2 separate regions of the Homo sapiens genome follow, and region 2 is linked to region 1. The links are chromatin loops, found by intact Hi-C in ENCODE. Cell type or tissue: IMR-90. All regions are shown on one strand. Links, peaks and the distances in the headings refer to the core of each region. The heading gives the core; the rest is flanking DNA.

The links. A loop is a pair of places that touch in the nucleus more often than their neighbours do. Peaks named below come from ENCODE experiments on the same cell type or tissue, not always from the same donor. Only the 100,000 strongest peaks of a DNase experiment are listed, where the experiment ranks them.
Region 2: a loop joins it to region 1, with 2.1 times the contacts of the local background. A loop is called at or near these places in 4 of 110 quality-filtered maps.

The regions. Positions count from the first base shown.
Region 1 is chr1:187,406,978-187,412,367 of GRCh38, forward strand. No RefSeq gene overlaps it. Among named protein-coding and RNA genes, the nearest start is that of LINC01037, 34 kb to the right of the region's middle. RefSeq lists silencers at 1,807-2,007, 2,460-2,754. In IMR-90, for the core only: no CTCF peak of the experiment used is centred there; a DNase peak (open chromatin) is centred at 2,594; H3K27ac peaks cover 857 bases.
Region 2 is chr1:187,262,569-187,267,958 of GRCh38, forward strand. The region is part of intron 1 of LINC01036 (long intergenic non-protein coding RNA 1036); the gene reads left to right. Among named protein-coding and RNA genes, the nearest start is that of LINC01036, 170 kb to the left of the region's middle. In IMR-90, for the core only: a CTCF peak has its summit at 2,630 (motif pointing right); a DNase peak (open chromatin) is centred at 2,583.

The DNA of each region.
Region 1 (5,390 bases), core at 190-5,189:
TGCTCTGAATTATCAAAATGATGTGCCTTAATATGAACTGCCTTTCTTTCTTTATGCTGGGACCTCCATGGATTCTCGTAATGTAGCAGATTACATCCTCAAGATGAGGGAAATTTCCCCAAGTTATTTCTTTGAGAATTTTCTTTTCTTCTTTTCTGCCTTTTCACTTTACATTCTAGGAGACTTTCTCAAATTTTATCATGTAGCTCTTCAATTTTCAATTTCTATTCTCATTTTTTTAATTGCAAGAGCTCATCTTTTTTTCTTTTCTCCGAATGATTCTCTATTATATCAATTTTTTCTTTCTTGGATAAAGTATCTTTATATATCTGAGGTAAGTAATAACACATTAAAATTTTTTTTCTCCCTGCATCATGTCTGTTTCCTCTAAGATTCTTTATCTCTTCATTTACCTTGGTTTCTGTATCACATGTTAAAAAATGTTGGTCAGAAATCCAGTGATCCTTAAGTATCAACTCCTGTTAAACAATGAGGAACTAAAAAGCTGATTGGCAACTTTGAGTCTGTAGGTTGTTCTTATATCTAAAGACATCACTGGGGGCCATTTGTCGACATGGGTGGGCCATTTGTTGAAGAAAAGTTAAGGTAAGTATGGTTAAATATTTCTTCTTGAACTTGTTAGATTCTCACAGAAAATATTCTGTTCTCTTGCCTGCAGGTTGTGAAAGAAAAATAAATCTTGGGGCTCCAAAATCACTACGCTAAAGGGAATAGTCAAGCTAGGAGCTGCTTACAGCAAACCTGCCTCCCATTCTATTCAAAGTCACCCCTCTGCTCAGAGATAAATGCGTATCTGATTGCCTCCTTTGGAGAGGCCAATCAGAAACTCAAAAGAATGCAACTATTCATCTCTTATCTACCTATGACTTGGAAGCCCACTCCCTGCTTCAAGTTGTCCCACCTTTGCTTCAAGTTGTCCAGCCTTTTCTGGACAGAACCAGTGTTTATCTTACATATATTGACTGATGTCTCATGTCTCTCTAAAACATATAAAACCAAGCTGTGCTCTTGAAGTGGCCTCATCGTCTGGGGTGACACCCGAGGTTCGTTGTCTCACGGCCATAAAGATAAAGAACATGGACACAAAAGGGTGAGGTTTAGAGCAGAAATTTAATAGGTGAAAGAAAGTGAACAGCTCTCTGCTACAGAGAGGGGTCCCAGAAAAATGGGTTGCCGATTCACAGTTTGGATACAGAGGCTTTTATAAGAAATCAATAGTGGGCTGCTCATCTCATTTGCAAAAGGCATGCATTTCTGGTAGTTCCACCCCATCATCCTCATGCACGGGCTCTTAGTTTGAGTTATTCCATGTTGTTTTGTTACCCTTACTGCACATGTGTCAAGGGGTGGAATTTTCCCTTGCAGGCATGCCTGGGCAAGTCTCTTATGTAGTCTTTCTTATCTGTGTGGCTGTGGGGATGTCTTAGGCAAGCCCCCTGGGAAAGTTCCCTTATCTGTGCCTGCAACTTGATTTTTCAGGCTGTTCTTTTGTTTGAAAGAATTTAACCAAGGACTCGTCTTAAGAATCTGCCTAATCCGTTTCTTCCTTTCTCCTGTCTCACCCTAACCATCTTGGGCACAAGTCATCAGAACCTCCTGGGGCTATGTCATGGGCACACATCCTCAACCTTGGCAAAATAAACTTTCTAAATTAACTGAAACCTGTCTTTGAGTTTCAGGGTCACAAGGGTAATGGCCAGCCAATGTTTTTTGAGCCCTATAAGGGAATAGGCAAGTCAGAGAGGAGGTGGAAGAGGTCTCAGCATTCAGCATCCAGTCTGCATGTTTATTTTTCTGTTTGGGGATGGTATTCCCACCCTCAGTCACTAAGGGTTTTCATAGCCCACAAAACCTCTGTTTTTGCGTCTCCAGAGAATGAAGTGCAAATGTCTGCTGAGATAAAATCATGTGGTCAGTTAGTCAAGGTGTTGGAAAGAATTCTAGGCATCTAGTTTCTTAAATAACTTCTGACTGACTCTCTGTAGTTTAATTCTTCCTTCCAGTTATTCTGTGATGTTTGATGTCCCCCGTTCCTGAACCACCTGGAAATTCTGTGTATGGATTGTGTTGTCTCTTGGCTTTTGTCATTGCTGATTTAGGATTTGGCTTTTTGCTTTTGTTTTGCTTTGTTTTGTTCTTTCCTGATAGGTCAGTTCAAACTTGTATATCTGCTTTTCAGAATCTAAACGTTTGATGCTGTTGCCTCCTCTCTGTTCCCTCCATTCTTGCGGGTTTATGTCTAGTTAAAAACAATCCATTTATAGTAGTTTCAGCGGGGTTTGTAGAGGGAAGAGATTAGATGCATTTTTACTCTGCCACCTGTATTCTGAAGTCCTCTCTCTGAACTTTTTGAAATCTGCTTTTCTAAAGCACAGAGCACATTCTGGTGAGACCCAGGTCTCCCACCTGATGATCACAGTCTCTAAGAGTGCATGTTCATCACATCCCAGAGTTCTTGTCTTTTCTACCGCACTGAATCTGTTCTCTGTGTTTACTTGTATTGTAGCTATGGTAACAGTTCCCTTCATTACTTACTCAAACTTCAGAGAGATAAAAGAGAAGGAGTCACAGCATCTTTGTGCAAAATATGCCTCGTTTTCTGGGAAAAGGCTTGTTTCAGAAGAGAAGACAGTGGTGAGTCACAGAAGATATGAGGGAATGGAACACAGTAATTTCTACTGATTACAGAGAGGTTAAGAACCTCCCACAACCAACAACAACTTTGCTGGTGTTAATGCTGGCTAGTAGTTTTCTTTGGGACTTAATCTCAAAAGATGCTTCTCACTGTAGAGAACTGAGCAGTATGTATGCAAAGAGTTATAAAGATATATGGATCTGCTTCTATCCAAATTATACTTGAGGTGAAAAGGAAATCCTTTACTAATTCTGCAGACTTTAGGAAATGTACAGAGCATTATTTTCTGGTGCCTTAGGAGAGAAAAAATAATTCCTAAACATTAAGAAAATCTGAATATCATTTCCCCTCACCCAACACTTCTGTAACCTATCTCCTTGTCACTTGGGTGAACCAGGGGTGCCCAGTGAAACTTTGCCCAGCCTTGGACTGGGAGCACATGCTGGTCAACTCTCAAGAGCATCTTAATCGGACCTTAATTATATGTGGACTCTAAAATGACAAACTTCTCAAAACAAAAGGGAAAATGCTGGTAGCCGGGCCTGAGATGTGGGAGAAATAGGAACATATTGGTCAAATGGTTCAAACTTTCAGTTACAAGTTCTGGGCATCTAATGTACAGCATTAGTTGCAGGCACAGATAAGGAAACTTTCCCAGGGGGCTTGCCTAAGACATCCCCACAGCCACACAGATAGGAAAGACTACAGTTAATACAGTATCATATACTTGAAAATTGCTAGCAGAGTAGAACTTAAGTGTTCCTGACACACAAACACAATGGTAACTATGTGAGTTTACAGATGTGTTAACTAACTTCATGTTGGTACTCATTTCACAATTTATGTGTATATGTATATCAAATTATCACATTGTGAACCTTGAATATGTACAATTTTTATTTGTCACTTAATTATACCCCAATAAAACTGGAAAAAAAATTGTCCTTAACTTGTCTATTCTCCCTAATGAAAATAAACTATATTATACCATAGATAGGTTGCTTTTTATATACCAATTATTTTCTGTGTAGGGAATAAGAGAGTGAAACTGTAATTTCCATTTTGTGGTCATGTCTATGTTAGCTGCAATCTGATAGAACAGTGATATTGTTTGAATATTTGTCCCTTCCAAATCTCATGTTGAAATTTGACCCCCAGTGTTGGAGGTGAGACCTAGTGAAAGATGCTTGGGTTATGGGGGTGAATCTCTCATTAATGGCTTAGCACCTTCTCTGAGTCAATGAGTGAGTTCTTGCTCTATTAATTCTTGTGAGAGATGGTTGTTTTAAAAAGCCTGGCACATCCTTTCTCTCCTGCTCTCTGTCTCTCTTTCCATGCGACAAGCTAGCTTCCCCTCCCCTTCCACCATGACTGAAAGCTTCCTGAAGCCCTCACCAGAAGCAGATGCTGGCACCATGCTTCTTGTACAGCCTGCAGAACCATAAGCTAAATAAGGATCTTTTCTTTATAAATTACCCTGTCTCAGGTATTTCCTTCGTAGCAATGCCACACAGACAAATACAAATAGTAATTTTAGTTTTTAGTCATTAATTTCCTCAGCCTATTCATCTGGATCTAGTCAAAGTCCATTGTTCCTTTGCATGCTCCAAAAGCATGCGAGAACTCAGAATGTTATCATAACCCTCTTATTTCTCTCCACACAGATTGTGAGCAACCTCCTCCCCTCTCTCAGTTTCTGTCACCACTAAGGTAGATTCACATCTCTCATGCTCCCTCACCGTGACCCACTCTCTTGTCTAATGCCCCTTCATGTTCAGCACTAGTATTTGAGTTCTTGCCTTAGAACTTTATAAGCACATTTTATACCCCACAAAGAAGAAACCATGCTCACAAATACAGTAAAGTATTGGCTTTGAAATCAAGCTTTAAATTCTGCCAAGAAAGGAAGTGTGACCAAGTATGACTGGTATATGTCCTTGAACAGGTCGCTTCCTATTCCTAAAACTCTGTTTCAAAACACACAGCTCTTCCTCTAGCGAACACAGGCAGATAATTAATATTAGCTAAAATTAACATTTAGAAATGCTAATATAAATTGATAAATAATTATAATATTTTAAAAGTAAATAAATAGGATCCACATTCTTTCAACAGACTAAAAAGTAAAGGTAATTTTTATTTTGTCTCCATAGGTTAAACTGGCAGGCAATACATTTCATTCTCTGTAACCAATGTGTAGAACTCTTTGGTTTGTGAAATATGAGTATGTTTTTGAAAGTTGCATGTGTCAAATAACACATTCATTACTGCTAATGGAGTTCAAGCTAAGTATCTTTTTATTGGTTAGGCTTGAAGCCTTTTCATTAAAAGATTTACTGTCTCATCGATTGCAGAATGAATAGCTATGCATTGTTTCCAAATAACTAATAATGATAAACATCTTAGATAAAAATTTAGCCAACCCAATGTGCCCAATCATAAGAAAAGACGTTAGCATTTAACTTTAAAATGACCTTTTATTCTATCACTAGCAGTTCATCACAGTTAAAATTTAATTCATTTCTTACCTGGCCATGGTGAAAATATAAGATAATGGCCTATAAGATGGCAAGTCACAGTAGAGAAGTAGGGAGGAAAAAAGCCAGAGGAACATGGGGGCAACCTAAAACATTGAACGGAATCTTTTCTTAGGTTGTTTTTAGGAGTTTAGTAATTGAGAGTGTTGCCTAATATTGAGAAAGGAAACTGTACAGATTAAATGCTTACTGTATCC
Region 2 (5,390 bases), core at 221-5,220, 140 kb before region 1:
TAATGTTATATCATAAGTAAGTTCACCAGATTTAGCAAACAAATAAAAGTACAAGTTACCCTTTTAACTGAATCCCATATGAACAACAAATTGTTTTTTGTGTAATTATATCTTAAATATTGCATGGGAGTTACTTTGACTTTTTAATTTGGAATTCAAATTTAACTGGACATCCTGCATTTCTTTCTAGCAATGGTACTTATAAACACTTTTCTTGGCCAAGTGCAGTGGCTCTTGCCATTAATCTCAGCACTTTGGGAGGCTGAGGCAGAAGGATTGCATGAGCCCAGGAGTTTCTGACAAGTCTGAGCAGCATAGAAGGACCACGTCTCTATAAAAAATTTAAATATTTGCTGGACATGCTGGTGCATGTCTGTAGTTCCAGCTACAAGCAGTTAGGGCAGTTAAGGATCACTTGAACCCAGAAGGTTGAGGCTGCAGTGAGCTGTGATCGTGCCACTACAATCCAGTCTGGGCAACACAGGGAGACCTGATCTCAAAAACAAAACAAAACAAAACATTTTTCTTGTTTGTTTAATGTACTCTTAATAAACTATTATAAATATTATAACATTTTGTTAGACATTTTAATGCAGGAAAATATATCTCATTATTTAAAGAGTATCTTTGGATAGATTTCCAGAAGTAAATGTCTTCCAGGTAATCTGACAGGTAAGATTAATTATATGTATATTTGCAACTTTATTTCATAGGCACTAGTTTCCTTTCCTTTTTATTTATTTACATAGTTAGAGGGCTGACTTTGTATTAGCATTGACTAGCCAAATTTTTTTTTTTTTAGCATAGGTAATTTAGACCATTCTTCAAGAATTTATTCTTACTGGATGGTAATCCAGTTCCTTCTAAAGTCTTGCTTGAAGTCATAGATATTTCAGTGAAGGAGATTTCAGGACATGGTAAATACACATTTATATGGATTCCCTTCATTCTATTCCTGTGCTCAGGTTTTTACCAAACAACCTGTGATATATTATCCCAGCCTCACTTTTTTCTTTGTTCTCTCCTTTATTATCTGTATTATGCCTTTATATTTTGTGTTCTGCCCTTATACAGAATCTACACAATAAATGCCTATTCAGTCACTGTCTTTCAGACTTCCAAATGTTGGCTTTCACAATTAGCAGCCGGGTGACATTAGTCATGCTACTTTTCTTCTCTGAGCTTTGGTATCTTTATCTATAATAATTATGTAAAGGATTTTTGTCATGATAAAATGAGAACATTTTGAGGACAACACTTAATGTGTCAGTGACATAGTATATGCTCAATGTATTCCTGAGAGCATGTATGCAGACATGAAGACTAAGTGACTTGGGTAGTGCTTTTCAAGTCAATTGCGTGCCTCTCTCAGGTATGCAAACCTTAATGGTAATCATCAACTGGGGTCCTCCTAAATGGATTTGGATTCTTTCTAAATATGATTCTTATCCAAGACTGGACAGCAGAAGGATGAATTGATGATGACTAGACTTAGACTCTGGAATAACAACTACAGTATTACATTTAGCGTTAGCACCATTATAGTTAAGGGAAGCCTTCTTAGATAAAATGTGTTTTGTGGTGGGTAAGTAAACACATTTGGGGGGTGGTGAAGTAAGGTATTTGTGTGGTGCAGTGGAGTTTGCAGTTGCTTATCCTCTTCAGGATGTTTCATGTTCTAGCACTGTGCCAATTGTAGTAAATGGGTCTTTTTACATAACAATGTCCTTATAACTAATAACGAATAAATCTTACTTTATCCATTACATATTCTTTTTCAAGAGTGCTGCATTTAAAAAACACTGTTACTTACATAGTATCTGAAAAGGGCCTCTCTGGTTTTGTTTTTGTTTTTTTGATTCTGTCAGTTTTCTCTCTTGTTCATGCTCTTGATGCACATTGAGGAGTGTCCCACCAAGACCATGGTGCTCACAAGACTTTCATGAGCCTCTGGCTTTTGGATAAAATAATAACTACAAGATTGTACCTGAGCAAAAAATAACTTCCTGATGAACAGTCAAATGTGTAAAACTACTAAATACTTCCCTAATTACAGTGGCAGCTCAGGATTTTAGTGTTTGATCACTTTACTGTTACAGAGGTCTCATTCTCATTGACACATACTTTTCTCCATTGTTATTAAATACATATTAAATTCTTCTCAGAGTTCAATGCTAAAGAATATTAATACAGATTTTTATGAAGAATTACATATATTACCCAAAATGTTTCCTACAGCCATAAAGCTCAGAGATAATGAAGCTTTGTAGTGCAGTAGTTCATTCAAGTCAGATGCCGGGAACATGTATTTGTCAGCTTTTTAAAATGCATTTTTGTTAATGTTGAAAGTATTTTGGATGTAAAATGTTTATCTTTTCAATTTATTTTTAATTATTTTTTCATCAGTTAGTTTTGATCAGTGCTCCAGGTATAAATTCTCAATAAGCGAGTGAAATAAACCAGGTATTCCTCAAATTTTTATAACCTCCATTGATGGTTCAGTGTCTCAGTGACACCAAATGCAATTCTACCTCTTGCACTAGAGCATTTTCCTGGGGTTCGTCATATGATTTACTTGCCTCTCTCCAGACTTCTGGTTAATCCACTGCTATTCTAAGGCTTTATCACTGGGTGGCACCCTGCCACCTTATTTGGATCTTTTCTCCCTCCTGTTCTCTTTTCTTTAATATAACTGCATTGTAGTCAATAGCTGAGGTCTAAACTCCGATACCCATGTTTGGAATGCTGGCTCTGAAATATATTAATTCTCTGACAATAGACAACCTAGATAGCATCTATTCAGCAAAATAAAGATAACAATAGTAACTAACTTATAAAAATCTTGTGAGAATTAAAACCTTTAATTTAAAATATTTAGAAGAATGTCTGGCAAATAAGAAACATCCGCTAAAATTTGTCTGTTATTTGTATTACCATACTCAGAATATTACAGTAGAGCCTGGTTACAGTTACAAACATAAGTAAGTCATAGAATTTGAGGAACAGACAAAAAACATACAAAAATGAACAAAGGCTAATAATTATTCTGATAATAGAAGTAAAAACAAGCACTGTGGAGAGCAATTAAGTAGGATATTCAAAGCTAACTTGTGGTATTCAAATATCAATTTCCAACCATTTATCAAAAGCCTTGTAAGAACAAATGCCTGGGTTTGTTCTTTATACATATTACATCGTATATGTCTCATAATAGCTATATAAAATAAAAAAATTTATGCCCATTTTCCAGATTTAAAAAAAACTGAGCCTATTATAATAGATGTTAATAATTTGCCCAAGGTTTCTCATCCTGTAACTGGAAGACCACAGATTTAAATTCAGGTTTGCAAGTGGACAACCACAGATTTAAATTCAGGTTTATTTTAAAGCACTTTCTACTGTGCTCTTCCTTCTCTGTCATCTGTCTATATTTTTTATCTCAGCTGTTACTGGTTAAAATTTTAATACCTACCTCTCCATATTGTTCCTATATTCTGGAAGGGATTGAGTTGCCTGTGACACCTAATAAGAAAATCATAAACATGCCTGCAGATTAAGCCTCCTCTCATTTCTGAGATGAACGCTGAGCCGACAGAGCTGCCAGTCTCTCATTTAACTTCTCACAATTCCTGCAACATTCCCCTCCTCTCTGACAGTTGTATCAGCATTTCTGCTGCTGCTTGTGCTGATAAAGCCCCCAGAACACACACACACCAACTAGAAATAACTTGGTGACACATTCACTAGGGGATTCCTTTGTAAAGAAAGTCCGGACTGGGAGGAAAGTGTCCTGCAGATTGCTCCACTACTTCACAGATGAACTGGATCGTTCAAATGTAGTTTTAGAGAAGTGGGGGCAAATTTTTTCACCTGAACTGTGTGGAGCAATCGAGTATTCCCAAGAATCTGTTACTAAAAGAAGTGAGTTTCAATGACAGTGAAAATATAAGGTAACAAAGTTGTATTTTTTTTCTTACACAAGATTTTGACCTGATAACATAAAATAAGAAAATCAGAAAGTATAAATGGTAGGATAAGTTGAAGAAGGAGTTCAACCTTCAAGAATTGTGTGCACTTGCTCATCATCTTTCAATATCTTTCCTAATGTAGAATGTTGCTCAAATATTCTCTTCACTATTTTTTCAGGATGTAGATAAAAACAGAAGTAGCTTTATGTATAAATGTGGTGACTCTACATGGTGTGATTGCAAATGTCCAAGAAGCCCTACCTTCGTGTTAGCAGTAACATTAAATACACATGTGCACACATGCATACACTCACATACACACACCACCCTCATGCCCCACACTCTGCAAAAGCAGATACCCCCAACACACACACACACACACACACACAATCTTTATACATCACATCCTCCAAACACACATACACATGAGTACATAGACAAACCATGCCCTCACACACTCCAAACAAACACTTGGCTATCTCTTCCACCAGATGAAAGGGCAAGGGATAGAGGATCTGAAAGGATATGAATGAAATTTGCTGAGAACTGAGATTCCACTGTAGGGGCTTTCGTACAAACTTGCTGTTTTTCACTTTGGTACAGTTAAATTCAAAGTTACTTGGAAATACATCGTATTTGAAATGGCTATTGGTTAGATATTCTTTAATGTGAATATGCTTCTGATCATTTCTTAAGAACAGGTTTTGATAGACAAACTGCACATTCTGAGGGCCTAAGGCTAAAGGGAAAATAAAAAGAGGGCAAAGAGAGAATGCTGAGGTGCCGCAGACAAACTCGGCTAACAGTGATTTGTCCTGAGGTCAGTGCTGAATGAAAACCTGCAGACACCACTGAGAGCTGTCCATAGGAAGGAACAAAAGGTTATAGAGAATACTGTAGTTAAAGAGTATATTTCTCTACTTACACCAATGTGATGCTTGAAAGGTCTCTGTGGTCTATATAAAAATGAAAGTTACTGGATACCATTAAATTAAATGAGACGTTCCTGACCTCAAGTCTGGCAATCGTAAATCCCAATTCTTTAATTCAATCCAAGGTTTAATACTTTTGATCTTTAATAATTGTAAATGTGTATTAGTTTGTCTTTTAATTTGTATGAGTACATAACTGTTTTAATATTTCGTAGACACAGTTGATGACAAAATGCCAAAATTTCGAGAAGTTGAAACCAAAAGACTGTGATTAATGTGGACAGATTGACCTGTTTCAATATTTAGTGTGGATCAGAAGGGTGCATTATCACAATGTCTTATGAGCAAATGACTCAAGCTGGACATGGATAAAAGATTTTAGTTAAGGAGATAATCATTAAGGAACATCTCCTACTACTTCCTTTCTCTGGTAACAAATGCTGCCCTCCAACCTGAGCCTTAGGCTGCCTTTCCCTCCAGTGTTTTGAAT